Regions from separate parts of the Homo sapiens genome. Here region 2 is linked to region 1. A link is a contact called in ENCODE Hi-C or POLR2A ChIA-PET data. All regions are on one chromosome and are shown on one strand. The core of a region is the stretch at or near the end of the contact, and the rest is flanking DNA. Distances in the headings are between cores, read along the strand shown. Region 1 overlaps LINC02086 (long intergenic non-protein coding RNA 2086). Region 2 holds the start of PRAC2 (PRAC2 small nuclear protein).

What was found. Hi-C counts contacts between places; a loop is a spot of excess contacts on that map. ChIA-PET counts read pairs that join two places held with the same protein, here RNA polymerase II (POLR2A). Pooled maps may share reads with other maps.
Region 2: a map of sigmoid colon shows a loop between it and region 1 (5-fold over the local background). The contact joins the promoter of PRAC2 here to the enhancer-like site in region 1. A Hi-C loop is called at or near these places in 12 of 168 maps with a recorded cell type or tissue (A673, Caco-2, Calu3 and 9 more), 19 of 37 single-sample maps with no recorded cell type and 18 of 50 pooled maps. POLR2A ChIA-PET finds 5 or more read pairs at or near these places in 13 of 52 experiments (A673, BJ, Caco-2 and 9 more).

Annotation. Positions count from the first base shown.
Region 1 is chr17:48,669,842-48,673,546 of GRCh38, reverse strand. All of the region lies in intron 3 of LINC02086 (long intergenic non-protein coding RNA 2086), which reads right to left. Among named protein-coding and RNA genes, the nearest start is that of LINC03057, 25 kb to the right of the region's middle. Within about 2 kb of position 1,711, at least 2 of the 41 ENCODE cell types and tissues checked have a DNase peak (open chromatin) inside an H3K27ac peak, as active enhancers do; they include A673, where a contact is called at or near this core.
Region 2 is chr17:48,720,730-48,724,434 of GRCh38, reverse strand. It overlaps PRAC2 (PRAC2 small nuclear protein), which reads right to left and starts at 1,250. Exons shown (of 2, transcript NM_001282275.2): 1 at 1,122-1,250; 2 at 1-107. The coding sequence starts at 24. PRAC1 (PRAC1 small nuclear protein) reads left to right here and starts at 1,917. Exons shown (of 2, transcript NM_032391.3): 1 at 1,917-2,117; 2 at 2,536-2,716. The coding sequence starts at 2,043. The coding sequence ends at 2,634. MIR3185 (microRNA 3185) reads left to right here; the gene lies at 1-27. RefSeq lists enhancers at 941-1,456, 1,457-1,971.

The DNA of each region.
Region 1 (3,705 bases), core at 462-2,961:
ACAATAAAAGATAGGAGTCCAAATTCATTCTTTTGCATGTGGCTATCCAGATGTCCCAGCACTATTTGTGGGGAAAAAAACTTATTTCCTTATTTAATTGTCTTGATACCTTGACCGTAAACATACAGGTTTATTTCTGGACTCTCAATTCTATTCCATTGATGTACATGTTGATCCTTATGCCAGTACCACATTGTTTTCATTACTGTAGCTTTTGAACTTGGAAAGTGTAAGTTCTCCAACTTTTTTTTTTTTTTTTTTTTGAGACAAGGTCTTGCTCTTTTGCCTAGGCTGGAGTGCAGTGGTGCTATCTTGGCTCACTGCAGCCTCAACCTCCCTGGGCTCAGGTGATCCTCCCACCTCAGCCTCCTGAGTAGCTGGGACCACAGGCGAGCACCACCACACCAGGCTAATTTTTGTATTTTTTTCGTAGAAACTTTTTTTTTTGTAGAAATTTTTTGTATTTTTACCATGTTGCCCAGGCTGGTATTGAACTCTTGGGCTCAAGCAATCCACACGCCTTGGCCTCCCAAAATGCTGGGATTACAAGCATGAGCCACCGCACTGGGCCAAGTTCTCCAACTTTGTTCTTTTTCAAGATTGTTGTGGCTGGATAATATCAACTTTAACATTAACCTTTTTTTCATGCCAGGTGATGAGTACATGGGTGTTTGTTGTATCATTCTCTTCACTTTTCAGTACTAACAATGTATTAATAGAAAGGATGACATCTAGGTGTATAGCAATTAAATGACTTAAATGAGTTAATAAATGTAAAACACAGAAAACTATCTGGCCCCCTCCATACTGTTAGTTGCTGTTGTTGTTATTCTTTTAAGTGAAAATTTTTAAAAGCATCTTTTGCTGCTAGACTATCTGGGTTCAAATACTGGTCCTGTCACTCCCTAATGGTGTGATCTTGGGCCAGTTATCAAACCTTACCAAGTTCTAATCTGTAGAATGTGGATAATAGCCTTAGTCTCAGAGAGTTGTTGTGGGGATTAAATGAGATAAAGACACAATTAAATCAGATAATGGAGATCATAGGAGATGCTTGAACCCAGTAGGTGCTAACCTATTATTTGCCTTCCTACAAGTCTGCAGGGAGCGATCAACTTAGTGAAAAGCCTAGAAATCATTCCACAGGAAGGACATGAAAAAAATGGAGCATGAAGCTGTTTTTAAATATCCAAAAGCCGGATGTGGAAGATCTTTTCTGTGTACCCCAGAGAGTGCCAGGGCTCCTGAATTTCAGGAAGCCATTCTGGCCAATCCTCCCCAGCCCCCACTCTTCTGGGAGCGCCCTTAATGGTCTGTGGTCATCGTGCCAGCACTTGCCAATTTGTAATTATAATTATTTAGGTCTCAGACGCCTCCATCGGTTGGTCCCATTCCATAAATATTTACAAAGCGCTCACTGTCTGCCAGACACTATGTGTGCTAGACCCTGGGGCTCATGGGTGAATGAGACACTGCTGGAATCCTCCAAGTCACAGTCCGGCAGAACGCCAATTGGTGAAAGTTTGAAGGAGCCACATTTCTGCTCCATATAGCCTCTTGCAGTCTCCTCCTACTTCCGTAAAAAGCCTTTAGTTTCAGAACCAAGGCAGCAGCCAGTTCTCCCCAGTAAATTACCAGACCCAAAGAGAGAGTTTCAGAACCGGCAGTCGAAGCGCTTCCTGGCAGAGGTCCCGGGCCTGGAAACACTCGGCTTTCTGAGCGAGGAGCACCCTCTAGTGTCTGTCCACGGTAAGGCGGGTCCAACGTAAAACCTTTCAAAGATCCCTATTTATTGCAAAGAATTTCTTTCCTTATTTGAGCGCTGCTCATGGCTAAGCTGCTTTCAGGTCTCCGCTGTAAGACAACAACATTGACAGTTTAAAAAATAATAAATAGGTCGGGCGCGGTGGCTCACGCCTGTAATCCCAGCACTGTGGGAGGCCGAGGCGGGCGGATCACGAGGTCAGGAGATCGAGACCAACCTGGCTAACACGGTGAAACCCCATCTCTACTAAAAATACAAAAAATTAGCCGGGAGTGGTGGCAGGCGCCTGTAGTCCCAGCTACTCGGGAGGCTGAGTCAGGAGAATGGCGTGAACCAGGGAGGCGGAGCTTGCAGTGAGCCACTGCACTCCAGCCTGGGCGACAGAGCAAGACTCCGTCACTAAATACATAGTTAAATAAATAAATAAATAAATAAATAAATAAATAAATAAAAATAGTTGCCAACATCTTTTGAGCACTTACTATGTGCCAGGCCTTGTGTTAATTTGTCTTACATGGCTTACCCAGAGGCAGTTACTATTAAGATGATGATGTCCCAGATATTGATAAAGAAACTGAGGCAGGTGGGGCAGCCAGCTCAAGCGGTCAGACTCCATAACCATGCGCTTAATTTTTTGGTTTACTGTCAAAGAGAAGCAACAACCATGGGCAATACCAAGATAGTTCTAGTCAAATTTCTCCTGATTATTTGGGAGAACTGTAATTTAACTAAATCCAGCAGATTTATGTCAAAATATCAAATATGGAATGATGATGAGCCTTTCTCATGTTCATACTGAAGGGAATAGAAAGAAAAAAATCTAGACTAGGGTTTTCAAACTGTGGGTTGAACTTATTGATGAGTTGGATAAACAATTTAGTGGATTTTTACTAGCACTATAGAAATTGAAATAGCCGGGCGAGGTGGCTCATGTCTGCAATCCCGGTACTTTGGGAGGAGGCCAAGGTGGGCAGATTGCTTGAGCTCAAGAGCTCAAGACCAGCCTGGGCAACATGGCGAAACCCCATCCCTACAAAAACAACAACAACAAAAAATTAGCTGGGCATGGTGGTGTGTGCCTGTAGTCCCAGCTACTTGGGGGGCAGAGGTGGAAGGACTGCTTGAGCCCAGGAAGTTGAGGCTTCAGTAAGCCGTGTTTGCACCAGTGCACTCCAGCTTGGGTGAAAGAGAATGACCATGAAAAAAAAGAAAAAGAAAAAGAAAGAAACAGAGAGAGAAAGAAGAAGGAAAGAAAGAAAGAAAAAGAAGAAAGAAAGAAACTGAAATACACTCATGTGCCATTTAACAAGAGGGAAACATTCTGAGAAATGCATTGCTAGGCGACTTTATCATTGTGATAACATCAGAGTATACTTACACAAACCTAGATGGTATAACCCACTAGACACCTAAGTTATATGGTGTAGCCTGTCGCTCCTAGGCTACAGACTCATCCAGCATGATGAGTACTGTATACTGAATGCTGTAGGCAACTGTAACACAGTGGTGTTTGTGTATCTAAACATAGAAATGGTACAGTGAAAATACGGTATTATAATCTTTTTTATCTTTAAGATGGAGTTTTGCTCTTGTTGCCCAGCCTGGAGTGCAATGGCAGGGTCTAGGCTCACTGCAACTTCCGCCTCCCGGGTTCAAGTGATTCTCTTGCCTCAGCCTCCCGAGTAGCTGGGATGACAGGCGCACGCTACCAAGCCCAGCTAATTTTTGTATTTTTAGTAGAGACAGGGTTTCTCCACGTTGACCAGGCTGGTCTTGAACTCCTGACCTCAGGTTATCCGCCTGCCTAGGCCTCCCAAAGTGCTGGGATTACAGGCGTGAGCCACTGTGCCTGGCCTGGTATTATAATCTTATAGGATGACTACCATATATGTGGTTCATTGTTGACCCAAACATTGTTATGTATCACATGACAGCATAAC
Region 2 (3,705 bases), core at 1-2,500, 51 kb before region 1:
CAGAGCCATCCGCCTTCTGTCCATGTCTTCTTTATCTTCCTCGCCATAATAATTAGTGGTGTGGACCCCCCCACACACACTTTTTTTCGGATTTACTTGTATGGAACCTGTGCAAAAAATATTTAATTTCGTTTTGTATTAAACGCTTTCATTGGGAATCCCTTCCCAATTTTAGTCTCCCACCTATCCCTGGACGACCACATTGAAATCTCTCACTTATTTGTGTTTAAATCACAACAAAATCTACAAACCTATATTCGCCTGCAGATATTTATTTTTACATAAGGGCTATGTTAAGCTACAGGAGGAAATGTTTTGCTTACCATTCGGACAAACGTGTGAACACAATGTCACAATAGGTGAATCCAGACAATGAGCTCACAGACGAATAAACGCAGAGGCACACACATATACTCCGGAAAATAAGCAGGGCGCCTTTTCACTAACAAGGCGCAATTGTACCCTGAGCTGCCCTCCAGACCGTTCCCCTCCCTCAGAGCCAAACTCCCGCAGCGAATCTCTCAGCAAGCTACGAAATGGGATCACAGGGTCGCGTCTACGCGGGCTCCAGGCCCGAAATAATTTCTAACTCCAAAGCAAGTGGATTTTATTAGGCCTCCAGAAGCCGAATAAGGGAGTAGTGGCGCAATGCGTAGAAACTACCTCCGGAAGCTCTTTTTGAATCTCGGTTCCAGCACCCGCAACGCAGAGCGCGAACCTGAGGCTCCATCTTTCGGGTTTTACTCCGGCTGGCTAGCGCTTCCGGGAACCCTGCGAGGCCGCCGCCAGCCGAGAATCCGCCCCGCCTTCCCTGCAGGCGATCCCTACTCCAAATAGTAGTTCCCGGGCCGGAAGCTGGAAAGCCCTCGAAGCAGGAAAAAGCCTCATCCAGGCCCCCCAGTTCTCGGGAGCAGCTCCAGCTTTCCTTCCCCAACCTAGAGCAAACTTCTCTTCCCTGCAGCTCCCCTCCCCCCCTTCATTAAAGTTATATTGAAGGTGCTAAGTGCTGCACTCTAATTGGGTTTCCTTCAGGGGAGACCCTGTGCCCCCCGGCCCCAACCCGTCCTGTCTAATAGAAATCCCCGAGCTGCAACCGCGAATTAAATAGATGAACTCGTTACCGTAAACTTGCAATAAAGCCCGGAGGCGACTGCTGCGGAGGGGGCAAAAGAAGGTTTCGTTGTTTTTGAAATTTATACCATTCTCACCCTCCCGAACAGTCGCTCTCCAGGGAAGAGGGGAGAAAGCTCGGGAGCGGCCCCGGGCCTCTAGCCCAAAAGCAGGACACCCCGCCCCTCCCCCCAGGCACTGGCCTGGGCCTGAGACAGATTTAAAACATCCAATGAGGAACCGATGCCAGCCTTTCTTCCTCTCTCCCTACCAGTTAGTTCTGTGTAGAGGGGATGAGGGGGAGGGGACGAAGTGGTCGGGGGAGAGTGAGGGAAAGAATTCCACCATTACCTTCTCTCCTCCCCTAAACTGCCCCCGAACTGGGAGGTGCACAGGGGGCAGCAAAAGAGTTTAATCGCCCCTAGAATAATGCTGGCGCCCAGCCTGGGGGGAGGGTCAGGGACTTTGCCATTGAACTTGAAGTTCCAGGCTGGTGGTCTCCACCGCCCCCGCCCCCATTTTCCTAAAAGTTTTATGGGAAGAGGGAGGAAGGTGAGGGGAAGAGAGGACTTCTCTGGCCTTGGGAAAGAGGGAGGAAGCCAATCAGGGGAGGAAGGGCCACAGCAACCAGGAGGTCCAGGGAGATTCGGAGGTTTGCGGGGAGGCGAGGAGGCTGCTGGGAGGAGACACTCCAGCTTTCGCCCCTACTTGCAGCTATGAGGTGGGGAGCCACCAACCGCAGGCCTTCTTACTGAGCCCCGCCCCAGACTCTACAGGGAGAGGGGCACCCAGTGCTGTGCTCCCGTCCTTCCTCTCCTAGCCTAAGGCGTGCAAACAGAGCGCCACTGGGAGGCTGAAACCTTTAGGCCGATGCTTGCTTGCAAGGTCAGGCAAGCTGGATTCTGGTCCCCACCTTTGCAGAGAGAACAGCGATGTTGTGCGCCCATTTCTCAGATCAAGGACCGGCCCATCTTACTACCTCCAAGAGTGCTTTTCTCTCTAATAAGGTAAACTGATCGGTGGGCCAAGGGCGTTATCGACGGATCGCTCAGTATGGTAGCTGCATCAGGAGGCCCTGGGAGAGGGTCTCCCAGGAATTTGGGAGCCTTCAGAAGTTTTGGGAAACAAGGGAAGGGTGAGCAGCAGGCTTTCACCGATACCACCTGGCGGGAGCACCTACTCGCGGTTCCTGGAGAGACCGGCAGCCGCCCTGGGCAGAAAGGGACAAAGAAAATGTTTCGCAGCACGCGGGACCTGCAGGACCTAGGCGGGGGAGAGGCTTGGGAGTGGGAACTAGCACCCGCTGTAAGGTCTGCCATAAGACTTAATGTTTGTCTCCAATGGGATGGAGTCCTGGCATAAGCAAAATTAATATTGATAACGTTATTATTATTTAAAATTTGTAAATATTGTAAAATATTTTAGAAAACATCTACTTTGAAACATCTACTGGGCGAGACCAGGAGTGATGGCTCAGCCTGTAATTCTGGAATTTCGGGAGGCCGAGGCAGGAAGATTCCTTGAGCACAGGAGTTCCAGACCAGCCTGGGCAATGTAGCAAGACGCTGTCTCTATTTATACAATAAAATTTTTTTAAAAAAGGAAACTGGGTGAAAGTTAACTGTGATTATAACAATTTTTCTTTTTTAAACTAACTCATCCTTAAGGCAAAAGCTCTGGGCCTTAAAAAAATAAAAACGGGCCAGGCATAGTGGCTCATGGCTGTAATCCCAGCACTTTGGGAGGCTGAAGTGGGCAGATAACTTGAGGCCAAGAGTTTGAGATCAGCCTGGCCAACATAGTGAAAACTGTCTCTACTAAAAATACAACAATTAGCTGGGCATGGTGGCTCACACCTGTAATTCCAGCTACTCAAGAGGCTGAAGCACAAGAATTGCTCGAACCTGGGAGGTGGAGGTTGCAGTGAGCTGAGATTATGCCATTGCACTCCAGCCTATGTGACAGAGTGAGACTCTGTGACAAATAATAATAATAATAATAATTGCACCTTTTTCTCTGGGCCCCTGGCTTCCTTATTCCCTTTCCTGCACCCTCTCAGAAGCTCTGCCTTGCCAAGTGTGGGATCAATGCCACAGCAGGCATGTGTGCGCACAGGGGCTCTGGGTCCAGTACAGAAGCAGGCTGGGGACCACATGCTCACATCTTCAGCCAACCACTGATATTGCCAAGTCATTGGTCTTGGGGTGGGCACAGTAATCCACAAAAACACTCAGGACTCACCTAACTCTCTTCTCCCCACAGCTGGCTCCTTCCCTGCCAGTTCCCCCTCCCATAATGACAAAACCCACAATTGAGTGAGCACTTTATAACCTAAAGAAATTGAAACTAAGAGGGTAAGTTACTTGATCTGGGTCCCAAAACAGGAGCGCTTAACCTCTACCACCAACTGAAAAAATAGAAAGCCCAGGGACTCCTCTATTGTCAACATACCTCTCCCTGCAAGGCCCTTCAGACACTAACAAGCACCTGCTTCCATCCGGAGTCACCCAGCTGAGATCACACAGGTGCACCCAAACACCCTAGACCCAGCCCCTCCTCAGGCACTGGACAGATCTGCATATATGCAAACAGGGG